Regions from separate parts of the Homo sapiens genome. Here region 2 is linked to region 1. A link is a loop called in an ENCODE intact Hi-C map of the cell type or tissue named here. Cell type or tissue: IMR-90. All regions are shown on one strand. Links, peaks and the distances in the headings refer to the core of each region. The heading gives the core; the rest is flanking DNA.

Region 1 (8,525 bases), core at 2,015-6,014:
ACTAAATTGTCTGCTGTGTATGGTCAACAATTATTTTCTAGTAGATCTATTTATTTCATTTCTGATGAATAGTGCCTGCTGCCCCACACATGATCAAAGATAAGAATTCTGATACTTTGGCTGTATAAAGACTTACATATTAGGAATATTAGAAACACCAGACTCAAATTTGAATTCTGCCTCTGGTAGTTACCAACTGTGTGACTCAGAGGAGTTAGTAGGATTCTCTTGTCTCTAGTTTTTTGTAAAATATTAATAACAAACGGTACTCCCTTTATAAGGTTGACTGTGGGGATTAAGGGAGTTGACGACTATTAGAGTTGGAAACTCGAAGTTACTCTGAGTAAAGTGGGCTAGGTAGAAGGCAGTAAATGGCAACTGGCATGCAGTCTCTGATTTGAAGGGACTGGTGGTGTCTGTGACAAACTTGAGACTTTCTGTCCCTCTAAAGAGGCAGCTGTTCCTATTTGGCTCCAGTGAGTTTTTGCAATGGAAAAAATGTGGACCTGGTGTTGCCAGGTTTTCCGGGAAGCTGGAAATCCGGACTTTTATGTGAAACCTCACAATTTTTAGTTTTTGGCAATTAATTCAAATTTAAAGCACTGTGCAAGCCAAACAAAACACATCTGCAGGCCAAATAAGCGGAGGGAGGCACCCGTTGTGACCTCTGATGTATGTGAACATGTTTGTAACAGAACCTGCCTCAGTATAGATATTCCATAAATATTTGCCTCGTTTTTTCATTGCATGTGATATCCAACATGAGGAAAGAAAAATAATCAATTTGAGCTTCTTAGAAAATCATCAGATTTCTCACTCTTAAGGATCAGATTTATTACTTAAGTCATATATTCATATGTTTAGTCTTATCCACCGTTATGTTAAAATGCTTAACTTGGGAAAAGCTTATACTTTGGAGAATTTTATTGGGTCCTGTGACTTTGTAACAGAAGTTTTAATTTTTGTTTGAAAACATATATTGAAAATATAGTGAAGACAATTCCGAATCATCTCAACAGAAATTCACATTTATTTTTCAATTTTTTTAAAAAATAATTTTTTAACTGGCAAATAAAAATTGTTTGTATTTATGGTATACAACATGATGTTTTGAAATACTGCATTGTGGAATGGCTAAATCAAGCATATGTATTACCTTACATACTTATCTTTTTTTTTTTGTGGAGAAAACATTTAAAATCCACTCTCTTAGTAATTTTCAAGTATACAATACATTTTTATTAACTATAATCATCATGTTGTGCGATAGATCTCTTGGACTTATTCCTCCTGTCTAACTGAAATTTTCTATTTTTGGGCCAACAGCTCCCCAAACCTCCCACTCCCCAGCCTCTGATAACCACAGGAAAATTCACATTTCTGATGTTGGCCTGAGTTCCAGTAAGTGAGCAACTCTAGCCTGGATTTTTCTCTTTGTCCTCAGAGGAGCAAGACCTGGTTTTAACTGCTACATCTTCATATTGCTCACTCCTTAAGTAGTTTAACTTACTTTTTAACTGTTACATGCCAACAAAACAGGTTGCTTAATTGGTTTGACCTTTCACAGTATTTTTTAATTTTTCAATCTTAGTTTCATAGTTCCATCTGGCCCTTTAAAACGACATCTGGTTAACTGTACTTAACCAGCTGATCACTGTACAGTTATTTTTAAATGTAATGTATGCTTAAACAGATGTTATTTTTATAGATGTGGATCTAAACTGCACTTGTGTACGTGCTATGTCTGCATAAACTCTTTCTGCAATTCAAATGTTGACACCCAAAATTACAAGCCAGAATGCTTATGAACTCCACTATTATGGTACTGCACTTTTGTGCTGCTTGTAAGGTAAACATCAATTCAGTTCTTTTTTTCTTTCTTCATTGCACATAAATAAAACATTAGCATTTAGTTTATAAAGTGATGAACATTTTGCTGTGTTGGGTTTAGCTTTATAAATACAACTGCTGTCAGCAAGAAAAAAGGATTTATTGAATAAATAATAAGAAAGCTAAGGGAAAATGAAAATATATATATTATGCAAAACATGGTGTCTGTCAACAGGTCACAAAGGGGCTTCAGTGCTCTTGGTGTGGCTGTTGGAGATAATTCCATCTCTGGAGTGCTGGCCCTGAAGCATTCTGGACCTCCACCTCATGGTAAGTGTCTTAGATTTAATCTAGGAAGCATGCTATAGAGAATAAATTTATTTTGTAGATCTCTGAATGCTTAATTGTCCAGAGCATAATTAACATTTAGATCAATTACCATGTCTTTTTACATGAAAAACATCAAGAACACATGATAACAAGGAAACCTAAATGGTCATTCAATCCTACAGTTTGATTTTAAAGTCTTATCCTATCAGGAAAAGAAAAGAGAAGAAAATGACAAGCAGTTTCCACACAGATTGAAAGGTTTTGCAGTCATGAATGGATCAGAACATTGGGTGTACCTTGTGTCAGACAGAACACAATCTCACCAACTGAGAGATCTCCAAAGAACATTACAATGGGAAGTGCGCCCACGACAAGAGGTTGAATCCTCGTTGAGACAAAGAAAGTGGCCACAGTTGAAAATATTTTACCGAGAACTTTAAAAGTATTCTCAAGGTTAAAAATTGCTGTTATACATAATACCTCAGTAATTGATAGACATTTTCTCTCTCCAGAGTCCATTTTCTGTGAAAAACACCACATAACATCTGTTCATAAACAGTCCTTCTGTGAAAACACTGACACAGGTCTTGAGCTTCCACAGGCTCAATTCCCCTGCCATGTGCAGATGGCATGATGTATTTATACAGCTGAAGCCTGTGTAACATAAGCCCGGCCATATCTCCAGGTAAGACTTCAGGCAAACATGTGCTGCTGTTCTCTAGCCTCACCCCAAGTTGTTCAAGGAGTTCCTTCTGACACAAAGACAAATTGTTTCCCACGAATGTGTGGGATTCGTCAGAAAAATCACCTTCGGCAATCAACATATAACTCTACAGAGATAAGGACATTTCTACTCTTTTAAAAAGATTCCACAGAACACATTAATGAAAAACTAATTAGGGTTACAGAGGTATTTGGGAAACTAAATATGACTGTGATCATTCAGTTGCCTTTTTTTTTTTTTGCCTCTATGCTTAATGTGTGATGTTTAACTGGAATTAATTATTGCAACTAAAAGCAAAAAGTTTGGGGTTAAGGGTTTAAATAATTAATGTTCAGTTTTTCAATAACTACCATGAAAGGAAGAATGTCCTTATAATGCAAGAAATTATTTCCCACATAACTTCCTTTGGTTTCTCCTGTTACACGTGAAATGCAAGGAAAAGCTCTACAAGGATAGAACTTCTTAACTGAGCATTTGTAGAGAAACACTTAAGAGACTCTCAAACCCTAGTGAGCTTTCTTTGCTTTCCAAATCTGGTTAATCACCAAGATGTTGGTCCTCTGGCATTCTCTAAAATTGTTCTTTCTTAGAAAGAGACAGATTCTAAGGACAAGCATAGCCTGTTTCTCATGACGTGGAGAAACAGTGACTTTAAGTAAATGCAGGATGCTGGAGCTTCCGAAGGGTTTAGGGGCCCTGAGGAACACCCAAATAAACAGACCAAAGAAGCTATACACATGCATATCTTGGGTTTATTTGTACCTGTCTTTGATTACACAGCTGAAATGCATATGAAAGTCACCATCAGATGAACATATCTATGGTACCCTCATGTAATATAAACTACTTGTATTTTATTCTTCATGAACACCACAGGCAAGTTCTTGTATTTGACCAGCTGGGGTCAAAAATACTACCCAATGCTTGGAGGTTTTTTTGTTTTGTTTTGTTTTGCTTTTTTTTTTCCACCTAGCTTCAATATCTATTGACACACATGAGCTTTCTGGTTTGTGCATTTCAAAGGTGTTTTTACAGCATTGATGAACTCTCAACTTACTGAATATCCTTCATAGTGGCTTATCAGTTGAGGCTACAAAATCATCTTTGGTAAAGATTTGCAAGGGGAAAGAATTAGTCATTGGAGAGTAGGATGAACTAAGGACTCTGGAAAAATTCTAGGGAGACAGTTTGGGGAATCTGTGTCTATATCATGGGCAAAACACAGCTCCGTTTGCCCTTTCCTGGTTATCCCTCACTCACACGATAAACCTCATTTGAAACACAGGGAAAATAATCAAAATAAAAATAAAGTTGTGCCTTCAAATCACATGTCAAGACATCTCTTCACTAAATATTGAACTGTATTGTTGTTTGGATGAAGCCATGCAGTTAGGAATAACAAAAGAGGCCAAATTCAAATCATGTTTTTCATTTGACATACACTTAACATGTTATGGTAGCCACAACTTTCCTGGATTTTTTGGTTATTCATTTCTTTTTATTGATACTTCAGTTTAGTTTTTTCTGGAAAACTGAAAGTCGAAGGACATGCATTCAGTTTTACCTGATATATAAGCACATAATAATGATGGCAGCCTAAATTTGTTGGAAACACTTTTATTATACTCCAATTTTCCATGGTATATTAGGTTCACTGTGTCATATATAATGCTGAAAAAATGGAAATACTATAAATACCCAATAATACAGGACTGATTATTGGTAGGAGAAAATTATGTCATTATGTTAAGTGAAAAAAATTAAATAACAAATTGCATATATACTTCACAGTCTCAACTAAATATATGACACAGACAAGCATAGAAAAAAGACATGAAAAAAACATGCCAATGTGCTAAAAAACACCCGATTTCTTGGTGACAGGCTTATGGATTGGACTATGATTTCATCTTTTTATTTGTATATAGTTTTCAAATGTTTTACGTTGAATATACATTAATAATCAGAAAAAATATTATAAAAAGCATACAAGGTACTTTCTCCTAAGAAAAGCATTTGTTAGTCTATTAATAGTCTTGGTGGCTTTGAGCAAGAATATAAGTTGATATGAAGTATAATGAGTTATATTTTTGACAAGATTTTATGAAATTTAGAAAGAGATAGTTTAGGAAAATCTTCCTCCCCCATAAGGTACCTTTGGAGACACTGATAATTTGTTGCCTAGATACTTAAATTGTGTCCTAGATGATCTCCCTGACTTTATGAACCTCTGCCTCCCTCCCTCCTTTCCTTCCTTCCTTAATAAATATTTATTGATTTATATCTCTGTTCCAGGTGTTCAGAATGGGAATGGCAATAGAGACGTCCTGGTGGAATTTGTAGCCTAGGAAGAGAGACAGTCAGTGAACAAGCAAGGAAATGTGCAGTGAACATGCAAATAATATCGTAACTGTGAGGGTGCACCTGAGGAACCATGAACCATGGAAAGCAGGGGCAAGCAGCCCTGCCATTTGCAGAGTGAGAGAGAAGCCTTTTATTTGTCAGCGACATTTGTGATGAGACCTGAAAGTGCAGGAGGAAACTAATGGGTTCCGCCCAATGTGGGAGGATGCTCTAGGGAGTATGCTGGGAGTGTCTCCACGAGACCAACTTGCCATTCCATCCCAAGAGTGCCTCACACACAGGAAACACTTAAATATTTACTGAATTGGCTTGATTTGAAAGATACACCATCTAAGTCTTAAAAACTGTAGGACCTAGGCTGACTGAGTTAAATCTTATCAGTCTATAGTTCATCTTATTCCTGCCTCTGAAAACTGCCTGCCTGTCATGAGGTCTATCTTAGAACCAGATAAACCAACACACTGGTCTTAAATTTTGAAGGCTTTCCTCTAGAGATTGTAGAGACTTGGGATAGTTTAAAATGCATTCTCCATTTAAATGGAATGAAAGCTTATCTCTTTATTGTGCCTTGATGTCAAGTCGGCAATAAATATGGATATCAGACTATGCAAAATTATTCCTGAATTCCTGTCATTATACCCAATCAAAATTCTAAACACTTTAACTCGATGTTCAATGATCAGTTAGGATTGTTCACATACGTGGCTAGCTGTTTATAATTCTTCATGTTTTTCGTCAATGAAAATATTTGGCTTAATCTCAAAATCATCAAAAAGACTAGACGTAGGTTAGTCCAAACCACTCATTCTTTTTGTAGCAAGTACTTTCCACCAAGAGGATGCCCACCCAGCTGGAAGGAAGCTGAAAGAGTGAAAGAATTTTTGCCTTGATTGATGCCAGGAATGACTCTGAGTTATTTTTTCCCCACTGGATTGATCAAATCAAGCCTTTCTGCCCTTAAAAATATAAACAGTACTATGTCCCTCAGCATGATGAGGGCAATGACAGATCTACTATGGATGAGGAACATCAGACACTCTCAAATAACATCAAATTTAAGAACCAAGAAAAAAATATACTCTGTGATCATGAGTGATAGCGTCGATTCTGGAGAAGAAAGCCTGGATAAGGAAGGTCAGTGATGATGAATATGTGAAATGATGAACCTTCCACCTCCAATAAAAACAAGACGCTGATCATGAAACTATTTCCAGTGTCTAGTATTTAAAAATCTATCACAAATAACTATTGCCTTCCAGACACGTATAATTGATCCTACTTGTATCAACAGTAGGTTCCTTTTCAGGTTTTTTTTCCACATTAACTTCTTTTTAACATGGTATTATTTTCCTTAAATGGCATTTCTACTGACAACTACGCTGAATGCACTGTATAATTATCATGTCTTCAGTTTCTTTTTCTACAGTTCTTTTTAATTACAAAATAATACCCTTCTGAAGAGCGCATCTTTGGTATCTTAACCATCGTTGGGTCAATATAGCAGTGTGTGCTCATTATCAATATATTTTAATTATTTCATTCTGTCTAATGCCACATTTTTTGATTTCCACGAATTGCCAGGTAATTATGTTTGCATCAGGATAAATAATTAACATTCTCTGGAGCAGAAAGACCATTACATTCCTTTTTCCTTTCCTTTTTTTTTTTTTTTTTTTTTTAGCCCTGGCAATATAATAAATAGACAGGCATTTACCTGGATTAATTAAATGTGGTCTTTTGGCGGGGGCAAGAGCAACATTTGGTGATTCAAAAGCTGTCTTTTGCTAAGCTCAGAATTTTCCAGAGCCAGAGTTTGTGGCCTCCTAACTCCTCTTTAAACAGAGCAACGCTGCTTTCTTTACATTTCTAAATTATCCTCTGTCCTTCTTCAAGCCCTAATTCACCACTCTCCCCCGGCCCCCAAAGCAGAGTGTAGGTTGTGGAGACTAAGAGTGCAAAGGCTATTTATATGTGTAAAATTATTATATTATTTCCCTATATTATACATGCATAAAATTATAAAATTATTTTACTGTATAAAATTGTTATAGTAGAAAATAAATTCTACTACAGTAAATTCTACTATCTAAGGCAACAAAAACATGAACAATTTCACAAACATTTACTAGCAGAACTTATGCAAGCTCAAAAACAAACTAACAAAGTAAAATAAGGTAAGGTTCAGCGGGTGATGCTTGAGAGAAAAGCCACGAGCTGGGTGAATGGAGCCAAGTGTGTTGTGGCAAAGATTTAGAATAAGTTTCATTTCTTCATTAATGGGAAAACTGCTTCTTAAAAATTTGGGGATATACATTCCTTGAAGTTGCTCTTTCAAGCTGAGAGGAAAAGTCCTGTGGCATTAACTGTGTCACCATCAGACACGTTACTTAATCTCTCTGTGCTGCAGCTTTCTCAACTGTAAACTAGGGCTGATAAGGGTGCCCAAGTACACACTTTCATAATGCCAGGTTTGTAATCCAGTTGTTATTTGAAGAAGGCTTTTAAACTCCTACAGTTCTTCGAGCTTAACATCCCAACATCTTTGATAATTTCTCAAATTATTAATAGAAGCTTCAAAGATTCTAATGGTTTTGGTCATTCTTTCGTCTTTGCTCAATCTTAAAGGTCTCTGATGAACTACGGGACGCAGAAGAGAATGCCATGCTCCAGAAAGCCTGAATCGCACAGAACGAGACGAGAAAACTTCCCTTCCACTTTCATCCAACCATAAAACTTAAACTGTTTTACTTTTAAATTCTCAGTTTCCTGGTTTTATCTTTTTTTCTTCCTCCCTTTGTATTATTTAAAAAGTCTAATAAATGTGTTGCTAATTCTTTTCGATGTTCCTCTATCTGCTGATTACTGGCTACGTGCCAATGATACAGCATTGAAATACCTTTTCTAATTCCCGCCTTTATAACAGTGTTAAACTGGATAAAGCCAAGCGCTTGCTTTCATTTTTGATAAGTCGATATTTCTATATATAAGAAATAAATATCAAGTAAGTTGGTAAGTCTCCTATTGTGATAAAAACAGAAGAATCAGATTTTCCTTGTAGAAATGATTATGTGAGAGGAGACAGAAGAAAAACTATTTATTATATTTAAAAGATCATCATAGGGAAGTGGGGGAAATTTACTTTATGCATCTCTGAAATGCTAATCTTAGACTGACTGGTCCAAGTTACAATTATCACAAATATCGTGGAAAAACAAATGTGAACAAAAGGTTGAATGTTATGACTTATCTGGAACTACTCTGCCTAGAACTTAAATAG
Region 2 (7,292 bases), core at 2,572-6,571, 440 kb after region 1:
TTAGCACATATTTGGGCAAAATTATCTAACGCAAAGCCTATTTTATAGAAAAGTGCTGAATATCTCATTTAGTTTATTGACTACTGTACTGCAAGGAAAAAACAGAACAGTTGTATGGGTACTTGAAGCACAGCTTCTACTGAATGCATATCACTTTCACACCATCGTGAAGTCAAAAAAATCATAAGTCACACCATCATAAGTCAGGGTCCATCCATACTTATAGAGGCAGCAAGTGTTCAGTTCGTGGGTCTCTGGGGAAGCCTCGATTTGTAGCATTTCCCAATTTTCCTAAAGTAAATACTCCCACCATGGCTGATTTCAGGCTATCAAGATGATCAATGGACCTAGAGTTAAGAAGAGATACCCACAAGTTTTGGGTGATTCCAGCACACCACTCATGGAAGTTAAGCAACTTAGCCAGAGACTCATAGAGAAACCAGAATTTGATCTCAGGCAGTCTTACCCCACACATTTAGGCATATCCACAGTAGCATATAGAGCATGAATCTGCAAACTTTTTCTGTAAATGGCCAGAGAGTAAATATTTTCTGCTTTGCGGTCTCTGTTGCAACTACTCAATTCTGCTCTTCAGTGCAAAAGCAGCCATAGATAGTACATAAAAGAAGAGCACGGCTGTGTTCCAACTGAACTATATTTACAAAAACAGGCAGTGGGTCAGATTTAGTCCATGGATTGTATTTTGCCAACATCTGTTATAGATGTGATTTAATTATTTTTAAATAAATAACATCTGCTATTTGCTTACTGAGCTGAGCCAGCACTAAAGTGAGGCAAGAGAGTTGCCCAGGACATAAAATTTAAAGAGACACTTCCATGACCCTGAACGTGCCCAACAACTTAAGTTTTGTGCCATGGGTGCCTGTATTGCTTTACTCTGGGCCTGGCCCTGTTACGGAGTCATCTGAACCAGATTTGCAGGGGTATTGATCAGGGTTCAGTTGCTTAAAAGTAAAGGACTTGGGCAGAAAGGGATTTAACACACAGAAATAAGAGCCTGCAAAACTGTAGGAAGGGCCAAAGAAGCAGATAAATCGAGGTAACCACACTGAAAAATTGGCGGGCCAGGGGAGTCTCCACATCTGCTTGCTCAAGAATGTGGGGAATCTGAAGGCTGCCTACAGAACAGCTAATTTCAAAGACACAGTGATAAAAGCATGATCTGGAATCAGGGCCACCACATTGCCACTCCACACCCAGAGACTTAGTGAACCACACTTAGAATATTACCTTTCAAACGGCACCTGCATGCACCTATGTGAACCTAATTTTTTTGCAGAACCCTAGCTGCAAGAGAGTCTGAGAATTACAGATTTTTGCTATCTAACTGGTGACACTGGAAGAAAAGCAAAATGTGTGCTAAGCGACAATTTACTACATCTACCATAATGGGTATCCTAAGAGTAACTGTCCAACGGGCATGAGATTCTCCTGTGTCAAGTTCAATTCCAACCAGAAGTTCCTTCTAATAAAGGGAACACCACTCCTCCCCACCCCCATCTTCTAAATCTTCCCCCCACACACATGTGATGGGATAGGTGATAGAGATGAGAAGTTTACCATTGAGGGCTAAAGGTTAAGTGTGTGAAATGCACGGAAGTATTGCAGCAGGGATAAACGGGGTCAAGGAATGCCAAGAGTGGTTGCAGCCAGTAGAAGAAGAAGGAATGAAATCAGGAGCCCTATAGGACAGTAGAAGACTGGCAGTTGCTAAGGAGTGAATGCAAAGGGAAAGCTGAGAATTTCTTCCGTGGGTCATTTGTCTCTAGGGAACCAATGCCTTGTGACCAGCGTATCTATTACTAATGGAGGACAAATGTGGCATCATTCCCTGAGGTCGGAGATGTGTGCAATTAACTAATACTAAGCATGTTACAAATACACAGTGCTCTACAGACTGTAATTCATAATCATTTCCATGGGAAAACAAAATTTACGAGTCAATAGAAATTGAGTTATTTCCTTTTGAAAATGTTTTATATTCTGATATAGGATCTATATAAACACATGTTACATATATGTAATTACGAACTATCATAATAAAACAGACACTCAAAAATCTATCACCAAACTTAGTAGCTATTAATATACAGCTGAAACTGCCTGTGTATGTTCCCCTGATACCTCTGACTCTTTCCTCCTCTTTATTCCCAAGGAAACATTATCCCAAAGTTTATGATTTTTATTTCCTTGCTTCAAAAAACATATAGTGTTATCACATATGTATGCAATCTAAAATAATTTCAAATTTGCACATCTCAATTTATTTTTATAATAGAAATTAATAGTCTTGTTAACAAATATCTTTCAAACCTATTTGTTGGAATTAGAAAATGAATATAAATCTTGGGCATTTCCAAGAAGAATAGAAAAAAGAAAAGCAGATATCGTCCATGAAAGCTTAATTCACCTTATAATTTGAGCAAGTTTTCATTTAAAAAAATAGTTTAATCATAAAATCCTTTTAGAAGTGCTAGCCTACTAAAACAGTGGCTAATTTTAACTGTTTTTCACAAAGGCGAGCCAGTCACAGAGTTAATGAAATTAAGCTTCCTTCATTTCTCTCAAATTCCCCCCACAAAGAAGAGCTGTAATGTACAAAATGCAGCATAAATACATGGCTGATTTTCAGGACTCAAGCCACCACTGATTTGTCACACTGCCTCTTAACAACATATCTGTATTTTGTAAAATGTATAATTTTTTTCAGCCCCTGAACAAATATATTTACATAACTGTGTCTAACGAGAAATTACATTTAACTTCTCAGAAATGACAATAACTAAAACCTGAACTGCCAATTCCACTTCATTAGTGTGGTAGAAACGCATTCCAAATGTTAATAAAAATTCCAACATGCTGATAAATTAGAGCTTCTAAGGAGCATGTGACACCTTGGTTAATATATTCAACCTCAATTATATTTCTCTTCAGCACCCTGTTATCTGGAACCTTTGCTGGCAATCAGAGGTGCTGTTTTTCAGCGGCCAATTTTCTAGATAATGTAGCTTATCAACACTGTGGGTAAACTTGCCAATGGAATCAGGCTGCACTGAACCACACACACGCTAATTGCATCCCTTTTTTATGCATATTTACAGACTGTCACTTCAAAGAAATCAGTGGCCCATTGAGGCACCCAGTTAGCTGGAAGAATTGCCTCTTGCAAATGAAAATTAGCAAACAAGCTAGTGATAAATATGAAATGAACAAAGTGTAAAAATACTGTTTTGTTCCAAAACTTCCTTGTCATCCCAATTTATACTCCCAAATAGAAGGAGTTTTGAACATAGGATTTACCTTTTGTTTCAAATAAAGACAGAAAGAATTCTTCCTTAAACCCACTAACTAGGTAAAAGCCTATTAGCTTTTCCTTCTTCTCCCACGCCACCCTCACCCTAAATTTCTATTCACATAAACAGGTTATTAAATCCCGTATTAGATTTGCTTTGGAGTTTGAATAGACAAATGACATGTTAACACTTCAGAAACAATTAACCCTGGGAACTTAATTAAGTTCTTCTGACTTAAAGGAAGCACATTTCAAAATAATGTTTCTAAACTCTCCGAATTTGCTCAAGAATAGCAATGCTTTGCTTCTCTTAAGTATTCATAAGTTCTACTTAACAGCAGAAAGCTTTGCCTGGCTATATATGGGTAAAGTTATGGTGTTATGAGCCTACTGTAATAGGACTACCTCAGAATGAATATTAAAAAAAAAAAAAAACAGGTATCGAAAAATAACAATTATAGAAAACATTTTCCAAAAGCCCAAAACTCTAGGCTTATATGAAAGAAAAGATGATTTTATAGCTACATCCAGGAGCTCGACATAATCCACTATACTGCGCTATGAGTTTGTCTGAAATCCTTTTCCTTGCTTTTCAGAATAACATTTGGAAATCTTTTATCACTACAACAATGTTTTAAAGCACTAGTAGGTTTTGAAAGGCATGTCATTTTAATATAAGCAGGTCATTTTAATATAATAGAAAATAAACCACAAACCAATTGAACTATAACTTCTTTTAAAGATCTTGTGCCAAGCTGAGCAATTTAGAGTGGCAAAACTCAACAAATAAGTGGCACTTAAAGTCTTAGCTTACAGCTAAGGTCCAGTGAAACTTTATTTGGTTTGGAGTATGAAGCATCAGTCCTGCTATGTGTCACAATTTTCAACAGACTCCTAAATTCCCCATCACTAACATTAGATATACAATGTCATTTGAGAGATTTTGTTTTATTTTGTTTTGTTTTAACAGAGCATGAGTAACAACATAAATATTGATATGAAGACTGGGAAAACATTGCTATTTTAAGAAACAGACTACACCTACATGCCGACTGCTCAGTTGTTATATGAGAAAAGCAAGATTCTTTAGTAAATTAGTGCTCATCTGTGTACACTAATTTAGATAATTGTTTTACATCACTTTCCAAATTGCAACGTAATTCCATGTTTATATGTCTGCTTCCTTGCCCAGACTGGAAACTCCTTGAAGACAGGAATCAAATTTTCTGGAAAGGTGAATAGGGCATAGATCTCAAGAACTCACTGAGGAGTTCCTGGTGTGGAGGGGTGAAAAGATGCTCAAACAGCCATCACATACGAGGAGAGGAACAAAGAGCTACGGGGTACAAAGAAGGGACCAGTTTTATTGCACCCAGGGGTATTGGGAGATGAATCACACCATAGACGACACTGGAACCAGACCTGAAAAGATAAGTAAGATTTCATCCCGACAGGGAAAGGCATTTCAGGCTGATCAGACCACACAAGCAAAACAGAAGGCATGTGAGTAAATGGACCATTCCTGGAAGAGAGATGTTCAATGATGCTAAAGCCTAGGCTGGGATTGGAGGTGGGGGACATGCACACTATGTACAAACCAGAGAGGAGGCTATCTAAATTCTACATGTGATTATGTCACCTTCACCTTTTGTACATGGGGATGTAGTGTGAGCACTTCCAGAATCTAAAAGTGTTCACGAAGACTGATTTTTAAATGTCCTGATTAAGGACAAATTTATAACAATTTTAATTTTTGAATTAGTGCTATCAAATTATATAAATTTGTGCTTTAGCACTATCAAATTATATAAATACATATTCACACCTGCATAGGGTTTGTCTCTAATACAGTACAACTGATTTCACAAGAAACACACAAAAATCTATCACATTACTCTATATGGGTGCATTAAGAAATATGTCTCAATCACTCTTGAATCAAAGTAAGTATTAATAAATTTCCCTATCTCCTAAAGGGGCTCATTGAAATTTGGCTCAAGCTTTAATCCTAAAACTGTTCACAGGAAAAGACAACACAATTGTAAATAATATGGCTCTAGTATCTTATCTAAAAATTTATTTATTGAAAATGGTTTTTATATTTAACATTCAAAAACAACAGCTTTTGTGAATAGGCAAAACAAAACATAAGAATTACGTAATTCCAAAGCTAGTCATTGTTTTTGGAGAAAATTCTTTCAATTGATTAATATCATCATTCACTATTTTTTAGCTGTTGTATAATACAGACATTGCTTCTACAAAATAAAAAGAAAAATAATAATAGTAATAGTAATAATAATAATATGGTAGTAGCTAACGATTTTAGCATGATCACTACCTGCTAGAAAGGAAGCCAGAGACTTTACTTACAAGGTCACATCTAAAATTCCTATAAATTCCTAAAAGTACATATTTCTAGCCCTATTTTTAATAAAAGAAGACACAGATAATATCTTTTGAGTAAGAATACAGGCTAGTTGATGGCAGAGCCAGGATTCCAATCTGGGTCACACCCTTCCAAGTCTATGGCTGTAACCACTTATAATATGCTGCTCTTTCTAAATAATGTTAGACTGTTTCTCTTTTAAAAAATGAGTTTGGCTGAATTCTGTTTGGAAAATAAAGATCAAGAGGGAAAGAGAGGAACAAAGAGAGAGGGAAAGGGGAAAGAGAGAAAGAAAGGGAAGAGGAAAAGAGACGGTGAAGAGGAAAAAGAGGGAAGAAAAAAAGAGGGGGAAAAATCAACTAAACCAATAACCTTAGTTTTCTGGGTGTTCCTGTAACACTCTCTACTTCTCATTCTACACACTTCATACTCTTTTCCCTGGTCTAGCTCTGCGATAGATTGTAAGCTCCATGGGGGCAGGAACTATGTCTGTCTTGATCACAGCTGTACTTCTCTAGGGCCAGTAGAGAACCAGCACATAGTGGGCATTCCATAAATAAAATACAACAATATATTTTCTTTTTCTCCACGGCTTGAATATTTCATTTTTCATGTTGTCCTCTTCTATACATGGGCTCAAAAGAAATGTGCCAACACCTAAGACTATAAGGATAGAATAATTTTTTTATACTGTACCTGCACATCTGCAATCACAGATTATTTATGTCTATGTAGCACTGTCTTGCCGTTGCCATTAGTATGGGCCTCCTAAGTAAGGCCACTGGAGTCCCATGGTTCTGTCCTTATTTACCCATCTCTGACTGGATGCTAGGCAAACCTAAAACAAAGAGTAGGGTTCTTCCGCCTTCTAACTTTGTAAAATATAATTCTCTGTGAGACAATTTGAGGATAATGCTAGAACCAGAAATTTCACCAGCCTCAGCATTCCACAGAGGCCAAAGCTCACTTTAATCTTTTCTTTTAACCAAACATTTACAATGAGCCCAATTAAGAATGGCTTTCAATAGGACTATTGCCCTACTTCATACTGGTAATCAAGAAATGATAAGTTTCAATCTGTAAACATTTGCTCCATGTTCAAATTTGAAAAACTGCATATTTATTTCATAAATAAATTTACCTAAGTAGTTTAAATGTGTATCACGTATTTGGCCTTTCAATGCTAACTTTGTCATTTGTTTTGCTTGAGCTTCATCAAACACCTGTTTTGTACTGACACCCTTATAAAAAATTTTTTTCTGTTTTTTTTTTTTTTTTTTTTCCTTTGCTGTTCTATTTTCCCCCCTTTTCTCTTCTTTCCCAAGTCCTTTGCTTTGGGGGCTAAAACAGCAATTTTTATCTTTATTCTAAAATCCCCTCTTCTCTCCGTGGTCAGGAGGAGATTTTTTTTTCTTTGTGTTAAAATTATTCACAACTCACAGAATGAAGGGTGAGCACAAAATAAACTCCAGCTCACGGGGCGGGGGAAAAAAAGTGTTGTTTGAAGAGTAGGGCTTTGGAAAGTTCACTGAGCTCAGGACAAAATAAACAGAACTGGAACTAACTTGAGAGCAAGAATATTCTGAGCGA

Evidence for each region. Hi-C counts contacts between places; a loop is a spot of excess contacts. Peaks named below come from ENCODE experiments on the same cell type or tissue, not always from the same donor. Only the 100,000 strongest peaks of a DNase experiment are listed, where the experiment ranks them.
Region 2: a loop joins it to region 1, with 2.6 times the contacts of the local background. A loop is called at or near these places in 3 of 110 quality-filtered maps.

Annotation. Positions count from the first base shown.
Region 1 is chr3:70,510,552-70,519,076 of GRCh38, reverse strand. No RefSeq gene overlaps it. Among named protein-coding and RNA genes, the nearest start is that of MDFIC2, 200 kb to the right of the region's middle. In IMR-90, for the core only: no CTCF peak of the experiment used is centred there; no DNase peak of the experiment used is centred there; H3K27me3 peaks cover 757 bases.
Region 2 is chr3:70,072,339-70,079,630 of GRCh38, reverse strand. It overlaps a transcript of SAMMSON not described here. Among named protein-coding and RNA genes, the nearest start is that of SAMMSON, 76 kb to the right of the region's middle. In IMR-90, for the core only: no CTCF peak of the experiment used is centred there; no DNase peak of the experiment used is centred there; H3K27me3 peaks cover 936 bases.